2 separate regions of the Homo sapiens genome follow, and region 1 is linked to region 2. The links are chromatin loops, found by intact Hi-C in ENCODE. Cell type or tissue: mammary epithelial cell. All regions are shown on one strand. Each heading gives the region's core, and the rest is flanking DNA. Links, peaks and the distances in the headings are about the cores only. Region 1 overlaps LINC01340 (long intergenic non-protein coding RNA 1340). Region 2 overlaps LINC01340 (long intergenic non-protein coding RNA 1340).

Region 1 (5,389 bases), core at 185-5,184, 70 kb after region 2:
TTTGTACTGGCTTCTATGCAATGGATTTGCAGATGTGATTGCAAAGCAGGATTCTCCCCACATGAAGCTTTCTCCCAACTTGGGCCTCCTCTTGTGGTATAATGGCTAGGATACAAAAATGCATGTGTGCATATAAAATGAGATAATAACAATCTTGTTAATGCAAGAAAGATGGAAGCACTAACTGCCTGAAGCAAACAGGGAAGGCTCTAAAAAAGTAGGAATTTCTCAGCTGGAGCAGTGGGAGGCTGCAGTTCTAAGCAGAGAAATCGCCACATGCAAAAGATAGTGACAAATGAAAGTAAATTAGGTACTCTTGGATGGAGCGGTTTGCCAGAGGTGGAACAATGGGCCTGAGGGGGTGAGGAAAAAGAGGTAGGAGTATCAGAAGTTACCAAGAGATACATCTGGAAAGGTGAGTAGAAACGGACTGGAAAGTGGGAATAAAGAAATAATGTAAACTTAATTCTTGGAATTGGTGCCCAAGCTTAGAATCTGTGCTTTAATTTGACCTGTGGGTTCTGTAAAAACTAATTATATTTAATAGAAGCCCCTTCACTTTTGATGTTGCCTTTAAGTTCCAGCTTCAGAGAGAAATATTATGTTTTATCTAAGCCTTTTAACTAAAAGATGAGTTTGTCAGTCTCAAAGAATTACATGCTTATTTTATTGGAAGATTTTTATGCTTTATTTTACATGACATCAGGAAATATCTGTGGAAATACTCACTTCCAGTTGATCAGAAATGAGAGAAACAAAATAAATAAAATTCAGTTGAAAGAAATACTTATGAAAATGTGCATTTTGGAGTGCTCTTTGTAATCCTGTTAAGTGAATGTCATGTCAGGCAAGCTTCTGCAGCCTTCATTCATCTGGCAGATATCTGAATGGCAGCCAGCAGGCTGCAGCCACATTACCCGTGTCTCACTGTCTTTCCTTCCAGATGTTGTCTCTTACCCCTGGTTTTACAGAAACAAGGAGTGTCAGGAAAAAATTGAAAAAGAAAAAAAATTCAAACAACTTGCTTGTCTTCACAAAATTAACTCTGCTGCCTTGCTACTGTCAGGCAAATCTCTTGATCCTCTTTATACCTCTACAGTCTTCAGCTCTTTCCTTTTTCTTACACCAAATCATCATATAACCGAGTCTCAGGTACATGAGGATTATTTAAACTTTCATTTATTGGGCTCTCAGAATTCACAGTGTCATAGAAACTAGAATCAATAAGTACTATGCAAATGTGTAAGATGTAATTCTTTTCTATAATAATAAACATCTGGCTGGTGAGAGGTGAGAAGAGCCTTGTTGTAAGTGAAATTGAGACTGGACTACTCATGAGAAGAGCATAAAAGGGATTAATAAATCCTAAAATTCCAATGAGAAAGCACAGACCTCATTTGGCTTATGTAGAGAGGTCCCAAATCCCATGCTGGAGGTGTATATAATGATAGGTTATTAAATTGCTGGGCTAGCTCCATCCTCCCTTTCTATAGGGACTGAGGCCATCAATTACTATGCAGAAAATGTGCATCCATTGTGACATGAGATGATCAGCAGGGAGGCAATGCAGCAGGCACTTTCTCTTTAGTGAAATATATTCAGAGAAAACATGTTCCTGGAGCTCTGTTCAGCAAGCAGATTAAGAATTTAATACAATTTTCTAAGTGAGAAGTCCTCAGATGCTGTCTCATTGCCCTTCTGTCTTTCTGGTTTAAATTAAACAGGATGTGTATCTTGTTAGTGAAGGAAAACTGAAAATGGTCTGCAAGATGAATTGGAGAATACAAAAATCCAGCAAAAGCAATAGCAATACAATTGTTCGAGCACATGCCTGCGGACAGTTCACGGCTTAGCTGACACTCAAATTGTCTTTTGAAAGTTGATAAACTTCAGATCACATGTCAAGAAGATAATTTGCAGTATTAAAAAAATAGATAGCCCTTCCTGACTCTTAAAAGTGTGGTTTAGTGCTTTCCAAATTTTTTCACATTGTGAATTGTACCTCTTTTCTTGCCGCCTCCACTTTCTGGCATGGCAGGCAGATTTCAGATCTCTCCTCACTGGAAATGCCAGATCATAGCGCTATGGCAACCAGCACTGTCGCGAGATCCTTCCAAGGATGCCACCCCCACAAATTCTTCTAACCCATGACTATTTCTCATAATTTCCTGCTCCTCCAAAGGGCAGGGCAGATGGCCAGGCCCCAGAGCACACAATGCTGACAGTTGTTCCAGCTCTAAGGCTGTCAGAAGGGCCCACTCTAGATGTCCACAGACATTTTGGATTCAGATCCTATCACTCTTAAATATGGAAGTTTGCAAACTTGTGCTTTTTTTTTTTAGTCAGTCATCTCTATATTTTCCATAAGTGATATTAATAAATTTCCAAAATAATGTATTACAACCATTGATATTTAAATATAAATTCTATTTCCTCACTTCAAATCCTTAGGATACAACGTTCTTCAGGTTAATTGATTTCAATCTCTGTCTTCTTTTACACACACACACACACACACACACACACACTATATATATATATATATATATATTAAAATGCTCTCAGGAAAGCAAAAGAGGAAATTTTCCATCAAACACATGTAAGGCTTCAAGGAAACCTTGAAGTTGGAATTTTGATGTTATCTCTGCATTGTTTCCATTTAGGAACTTCAGTGATTTAATTTAATTAATTTATTTATTTTTGAGATGGAGTCTCACACTGTTGCATGGGCTGGAGTGCAGTGGCGCAATCTCAGCTGACTGCAACCTCCGCCTCCCAGGTTCAAGTGATTCTCCTGCCTCAGCCTCCCGAGTAGCTGGGATTACAGGCATGTGCCACCATACCCGGCTATTTTTTTTGTATTTTCAGTAGAGATGGGGTTTCACTATGTTGTCCAGGCTGGTCTTGAACTCCTGACCTTGTGATCCGCCCACCTTGGCCTCCCAAAGTGCTGGGATTGCAGGTGTGAGCCACAGCGCCCAGCCCAGTGATTTTATTTTTATGGATAAAAATGTAATTGATTTGTTGGCTTGTTTTAATTTGGAATCTTTCTTAGGAGATTTAGTAGGTACAACATTTGCATTTATTTATTTCTTCATGTATTGGATAAATATTTATTGAATTTATGTGTCAGGCACTTTGTAGGCACTGAAGGTACATCCATAAACAGTATTTACAATGACTTCTTCTCTCATTTACTCACAATCTGGAGGAAAGCTGTAGAAAGTCTAAAAGCTTGATTATTTTTAGTGGCCAGGAGAACTGGGTTCTAGTGTTGCTACTTATATCAATCATTATGTGGTTTCGACCTAGACATAGACTTCCGTAGACTACTTTTCTTGTTTGGAAAATAAAAAAGAAAGGCTGGTTGTAAGTTTTTGTGTTTTGTTTTTCACCAGCATAGCAATAATGAAAATGGTAGCTCTAGCCTCTTTAGCCTCAAAAAGAACATGGAATATGTGAACCTAGTAATTTTGTCTATGGTAATTTATTCACTCCTGCATTTAATAAGTGTGCAGCGCATGTCTTCTTTGTGAGTAGAGACTGTGCTTAGTGAGTCAGGAATAAACAGATAGAGGAGACAGGTTTCACTTCTCATGATCTACTGGGGAGGCCTTCATTAAAGTAACTAGTGGAACTCCAGTGGAATAAATGCTGTGATTACTAGCAGTCTGAAGAAGGTACAGTGGGGGACAGGCCAGAGTATAATTGATTCTGCCCTTGGGATTTAGGTAAGGCTGGCAATGGGGGAGACATTTGACCTGGGTCTCTAGGGAATGGAAAGGTGGAACTGGTGAGAACGAGAAGAGAAAATGATGAGTGCATGTATGGAGATGTGACATGGCACTGTGTGTGGTAAAAGGCAAAGAAAGTAAAAAGTACTTTTAAGATAAGACTTAGGGGTCAGTCTTCAAGATGAGTGAGAGGAGATAAGAAAGGAGAACAAATACAGACTAGATAGTGAAGAACCTTAAATGCTTCACTAGGAAATTTTAACTTTATTAAGACAATAAGCTTGAACTGAATGTTTTTCTGGGTCCAGGTCAATGGCATTAATTTGTCTTGTTTTCAATGTTAGCTACTATGTAGAATACTTAAGAGTATCCTTGGCACAAGACAGGGATGCCCTCTCTCACCACTCCTATTCAACATAGTGTTGGAAGTTCTGGCCAGGGCAATCAGGCAGGAGAAGGAAATAAAGGGTATTCAATTAGGAAAAGAGGAAGTCAAATTGTCCCTGTTTGCAGATGACATGATTGTATATCTAGAAAACCCCATTGTCTCAGCCCAAAATCTCCTTAAGCTGATAAGCAACTTTAGCAAAGTCTCAGGATACAAAATCAATGTACAAAAATCACAAGCATTCTTATACACCAACAACAGACAAACAGAGAGCCAAATCATGAGTGAACTCCCATTCACAATTGCTTCAAAGAGAATAAAATACCTAGGAATCCAACTTACAAGGGATGTGAAGGACCTCTTCAAGCAGAACTACAAACCACTGCTCAATGAAATAAAAGAGGATACAAACAAATGGAAGAACATTCCATGCTCATGGGTAGGAAGAATCAATATCGTGAAAATGGCCATACTGCCCAAGGTAATTTACAGATTCGATGCCATCCCCATCAAGCTACCAATGACTTTCTTCACAGAATTGGAAAAAACTACTTTAAAGTTCATATGGAACCAAAAAAGAGCCCGCACCGCCAAGTCAATCCTAAGCCAAAAGAACAAAGCTGGAGGCATCACACTACCTGACTTCAAACTATACTACAAGGCTACAGTAACCAAAACAGCATGGTACTGGTACCAAAACAGAGATATAGATCAATGGAACAGAACAGAGCCCTCAGAAATAACGCCACATATCTACAACTATCTGATCTTTGACAAACCTGAGAAAAACAAGCAATGGGGAAAGGATTCCCTATTTAATAAATGGTGCTGGGAAAACTGGCTAGCCATATGTAGAAAGCTGAAACTGGATCCCTTCCTTACACCTTATACAAAAATCAATTCAAGATGGATTAAAGACTTAAACGTTAGACCTAAAACCATAAAAACCCTAGAAGAAAACCTACGCATTACCATTCAGGACATAGGCATGGGCAAGGACTTCATGTCTAAAACACCAAAAGCAATGGCAACAAAAGACAAAATTGACAAATGGGATCTAATTAAACTCAAGAGCTTCTGCACAGCAAAAGAAACTACCATCAGAGTGAACAGGCAACCTACAAAATGGGAGAAAATTTTTGCAACCTACTCATCTGACAAAGGGCTAATATCCAGAATCTACAATGAACTCAAACAAATTTACAAGAAAAAAACAAACAACCCCATCAAAAAGTGGGCAAAGGACATGAACAGACACTTCTCAAAA
Region 2 (5,389 bases), core at 104-5,103:
TATGTATAATGTAATGTCCTGTTTTGGAATTTAAATATTTCAAGATGGAATGTATCACATTTGATATTTATCCTATCTGGTAATTTTTCCCTAAGCTCAACAAGATGCTGCAAAATTTCAGCGCTTTTATATTTCAATAGATTAGTATTATATCTACAGTCTTCATATATAGGTGGAGAGAAAATAAATATCTAAATTTGGAACCCTAGAATAGACGTCTGTCATGGGGCAGCACACATTTCATGGAGTGACTGCTATGGTCCAAGTGTTTGTGTTCCTTCTCAAATTTATATATTGAAATCCTAGCCTCTAGGGTGATGGTATTAAGAAGTGAGGCTTTTTGGGAGGTGATTAGTTCATGAGGATGGAGCCTTCAGGAATGAGATTGGTGCCCTTATGAGAGAGGCCCAAGGGAGCTCATTTGCCCCTTCTACCATGTGAGGACACAGCTAGCGGGTGCCATCTGTGAACCAGTGAGCAGTTCTTCACTAGACAGCAAATCTGCCAGCATCTTGATCTTGGACTTCTCAGTCTCAGGAGCTGGGAAAAATACATTTCTTTAGTTTATAAGCCACCTAGTTTATGGTATGTTTGTTATAGCATCCTGAATTAACTAAGACAGTAACCCAGAACCAGAACCCAAGAATTCACTTCATGACAAGCAAGGTAATTATGTAATTTGTTGATCAAATTAAAATAATTTTGAGAGCAAAGGGTGTTCTTAAAGATCATACTGAGATGAAAACCTGGGACTATTTCAGGCAAATGTGGATAGTCACACTAGGAGTAAATAAATTTAAATCCTCAGCCACTTCTGATTCTATGGCTGTGATACAACATCTATTGAAGACTATAACGTTTTATTTTAGTTCTTGTTCAGGTAATTTTTAAAAAGTATTTTCTTAATACTAAGTCTTTGGAAATATTATTTATAAACACAGACTACATAAACCCATACACATAGACATATTTATTTCTTCATTCAGCCTTTCATTCATTCAAGAAATATTAATTGAGCACCTTTTATATTCTAGATGGTGTACTAGATTTTGGGGTGGTGATAAGAAAACAAGAGCTGGTATTATTGTCTTTATGATTTATGTTGTCTACTGTATGCAGTGGACATTAAGCACAGTTACACAAAACACTGTCAGAACTGTGTTGTGTTACCAAAGAGGTGCATGTGGGCCTAAGGATAATATAAAACAAAAATTTGACTCTGTCGAATAATTCAGAGGAGCATTTCTCAGCAGGTGATAATTGTGCTGAGATGTAAAGGATGAGAAGAGATAAGTAGTCATGATGAGAATGTAGAACAGAGAGAGCAATTTGCTTAGTACCAGACTGATGCCAGCTCCCTTCCAATCCAGATACACCCAAGGAATATTCGCGGGCAGATCTTGGTAACAGATTGGGTTTACATTTTCTTTTTTGTGGTTAACTTTTGATTTCCGAATGTGGTAGGTGGGCTAATAGCATTTGACTGTATGTTGGAGAAGGAAGAGAAGGCTGGAAAGGCTTAAAGAAGAAATTTGTGATGGAGAAAGAGAAGTAGAACAACTCTCGTAGGGCGGAGAACTGCAGGGTTCAAGCAGACATGCTCAAGAGATGATGTGTGGAAAATGTATGATGTGTGGGGATGACTATTTCTCCATAAACCTGGCTGTAAGTGACATGGCTTTTGAAGATGGATTTGCATTTGAGGGAGGCTGAGACTGGCCAGGTGGAGAACAGTGGTGGCCTGAGAAGGCCCTATTTCCTTTTAGCTTGCCACATATGTTCAAGGGAATTTTTTAGTTTTTGTCATGTGTTGTATTCATATAGCTTTTGTAATTCTTACAGTAATTTATCTGCAGTTTCCAGGAAATAAGCTACAGTAATGAAATGTGAGCTAGTTATCTACCTCATTAGGATTATCTATATAAACTTCCTAGCTTAACCACTTGTACTTTGTGTAATGGATTACATTTTCCCTCCCCAGTAAGAGTTCCAATTTTAGGGAAGTTTAAGTTAAAGGGAGCTACCATTTGACCTGCTCATCTGAAAACAAATATTTTTGATGTTGTGGTTGTGTTATTAGGCAGATAATGTGTGCTTGTGTGTATGTGTGTGTGTGTGTGTCTATGCATGAACACAATACGTGCATGCATGTGCAGGAAACTGAGAGCCTAGTTTGACACCAAGTTTTTAAAAATATACATGGGTACGGTAAGATTGACACATGTAAATGAATTTTTAAATAACATGAATGTTATTCAATGAATGTTACCCAAATGTTGATTTGTCCAGAAGTTAAAAGGGTATATACTAGAGAAAATTAAATGTAAAATAATGACTCACCGGGGGGTGGGGATTTTTATTAGATATATATGCTTATAATTGAATATAAAATCAAGAAAGATACCAACTTATATTTAGGCCCCTGCATTTTTTAAGCCATAGCTATATTTTTGCTCAATTGATCCATGTCCAAAGTTTTATGTATTTTCTCTGTCTCAGCGGTTCCCATGACTTCAAAATGCCCTATATACAGTTGAGCCCAGTGTGGAATGATAGTACAGAAAAGAAAATTAGTGACTTCTATCAGAATAAGCCTTGAACGATAGCTCTGAAGCAGAAAGTGTGAGCCCACATCTGAAAGGGAAAAACAAATGGCTATGAATAATGCAGCTATGTAGAAGCAGAGTGGGAAGGCAAAAAAGTTTTCAGGCTTATTTCTGGTTCAATTCAATGACTATCTTTTTATATATCTGCAGTGAATACAGGATTTTCTCATTGGCTAGACTAAAATGCCACAAAATACTAAATTTCATGTTTTCTTCTTTACATGGAGTTTTCATTGCATTCTTCTTTTCCCTAGGATAATAAAACTCTTTATTTCCTAATTGCTCAATGGGGGATCCACATGGCTAGGATAATAATGAGCTGGCATAAAGCCTCGATTTCTGGAAGGCTCTGTGGATTCAGGGAAGTCACAAGGTTTACTAAAGTGAATTCCTTTTTGCTTGCAATTGATCCCCCAGGTAATGTAGACTAAAGAAGAAAGATACAACTTCAGGCATTAATGAAAAGGCCCCATGATCTGGAAAGGAACTTTGTTCAAGTGAGGGCATGTCAGCCACAGAGCTTTAAAAAAATGAATCACAAGATCTGTATGTTTTAGTGAAGTTCCCTGAAATGTCTTGACATGAGCTGGTTGTATCACAGAAAATCACCTTCCATTGACTTTAAGCCAAATCATTTACATTAGAGATTCAGCTGGAAGCCTGCCTAAATGTTTGAGGGATTATTTTTATAAACTCAGAGTAGATAGTGTGAATACTAATTGTCTTCTTAATGAGAGGATAAGCTGCTCAAAAATGACGGTCTCTGTTGATATCCAAAGATGAGCACTCAACATGGCATGGGACTGGTGGCTCCAGTCTTCATAAGGCTGAGCAGGCATTTTAAGAACTGCTATTCACTAAGGTGTGGATGTGGTCTCCCTTCTGATTCCTTTCCAAGATATGGATCATGCAGTATTTTTAAGGCCATAGCTGCAATGTTTGTCCTCAGTCTTTCATTAGCATTATGATTTTTAAAGCTCTGAGAGCCATCAGTAGAAAAGCACTAGCCCCACTGAAGTCATTATGTGCAGAGGAGTTAAAAGATCAATACTGATTACTGAGTTGGTTCTCTGTTGTGCATTTTAAGGATGATCGTGATACTGAAATACTAAGTAGTAGCTTAGAAAGATATAATACTGCATTTGCTGGTGTTATTTTAACATCCAAAAGGCAATTGGTGATCCCTTAGAGTTTTAACGTTAATGAATTTTTAAAGTTTAGAAAAGTAAAACATAACTTGTAGGCAAAAAATAGGCTTACATGGCATTACACATAATACTTCCTCTAAAGTACCTTTCAGTAACATAATAGTGTTTTTAAACCATAATTCCATTTTACTAGATTATTAGATATTAGATTTTTTTAAATTACTGTGTTCCCAGAACATCTTTTTTATCCATTTTGAATGAGTGTTCTGAATGTTGTAATAGCAGAAGCTTGGACTTAGAACAAGAGAGAGAGGGAATAGTTCTTCCCTCACACACCCTGATTCTGGCCTCTCAATATCCCTTGACTTTGTTAGAACACTTATCACAATAAGAATGATAAAGAAGATAATGAGAATATTTAGTTAGATGAAGAGAAGACTTAGGAAGAACGTGAAGACTGTCTTCAAATATTTTCATGTTCCATGGATTTCTTGAATAGATGGATGGAGGGATAAGTGAAAAAATGAATGAATGAATGAATGGATGAATGAATGAATGCAGCTCTTAGTGGAAGGCATAGGGCAGCAGCAGGCAGTGGTTGAAATGCTCTCTACCTTTAGGGGATGGACACAAATGAAAAGACAATGACTATGTAGGGTGGCAAGTAAAAGAGCGAAGAAACTATTTCTGAGTAGCTTCATATGGCAGAACTAAAATGAGTGTCAATTTTTACTTTAAGTAAATTTTATGTCAAATGATTTCATAGGTCTATTACAAAAATATTATTCAATTTAACATGTTTGTTGAAGACCTACTATTTGCAGTCGCCCCAGATAGATATGAAATATGTGCATGGGTGGAGGGACAAGTAGCATAAGGATGATGAGAACACCGTTAGGAACATGCGCTTTGGTAGCCAGTGAGCTTCCACACCTGCAAATGCATTTAGAAGTGCCCCCAGTATGGCGTAGTGCAGGTGTTAGGTCAGTGTGTTCAATTCATTCAACTAGAATAAATTAAACATTTTTTTCCTAAATAGTTTTGATAACTCTCTGATTTATGTGCATATTCTCACTATATGTTTAACTTTTAGTAAGGGTAAATGGTTTTATGAGATATACACTGGTGTTTACTTCCAACCAAAGAAAAAAGAAACAAACCCCTCTTCTTTATTCATGTATAGGTTTATTAGTAAACTTTTCACTTATTTTAATGTCTTTTATAGAGAAGTTGAAGATGGCCTTGAGGGAAAGCCAGCTCCCAGCAGGATCTGAGGTGTTTGCTGAGGAATGGCCATCCTCAAAGTAATGACCTAGCACTAAGCAGTCTGCTATTGGCAAGGTGATTCTAGAGTTATCTTTAGGAATTAGACTTAGCATTGGCTATTTTTATATTTTGGGATATGGGGTTAATTTATATAGAGGTTAAATTACTTCATGACGATTAACAATTTCATGTTATAGAAAGTGTGAAGCTTGCGTTTCTTAAAATAGAAAGCTAGAAACCTCATGGAGGCTCTTTAGAAGAGTTGTGAGTTCTGAAGGGATCAAAGAGAATGGAATTATTGCAATTAAAAAACTAATAGAGAGTGTCACTGTTTTTCTTACCTCCAAACATTACTACTTTTCCTCCTCT

Evidence for each region. Hi-C counts contacts between places; a loop is a spot of excess contacts. Peaks named below come from ENCODE experiments on the same cell type or tissue, not always from the same donor. Only the 100,000 strongest peaks of a DNase experiment are listed, where the experiment ranks them.
Region 1: it touches region 2 in a loop (2.3-fold over the local background); 1 of 110 quality-filtered maps calls a loop at or near these places.

Annotation. Positions count from the first base shown.
Region 1 is chr5:97,627,335-97,632,723 of GRCh38, forward strand. All of the region lies in intron 2 of LINC01340 (long intergenic non-protein coding RNA 1340), which reads left to right. Among named protein-coding and RNA genes, the nearest start is that of LINC01340, 130 kb to the left of the region's middle. In mammary epithelial cell, for the core only: no CTCF peak of the experiment used is centred there; a DNase peak (open chromatin) is centred at 2,207.
Region 2 is chr5:97,557,385-97,562,773 of GRCh38, forward strand. All of the region lies in intron 2 of LINC01340 (long intergenic non-protein coding RNA 1340), which reads left to right. Among named protein-coding and RNA genes, the nearest start is that of LINC01340, 55 kb to the left of the region's middle. In mammary epithelial cell, for the core only: no CTCF peak of the experiment used is centred there; a DNase peak (open chromatin) is centred at 3,107; H3K27ac peaks cover 1,465 bases.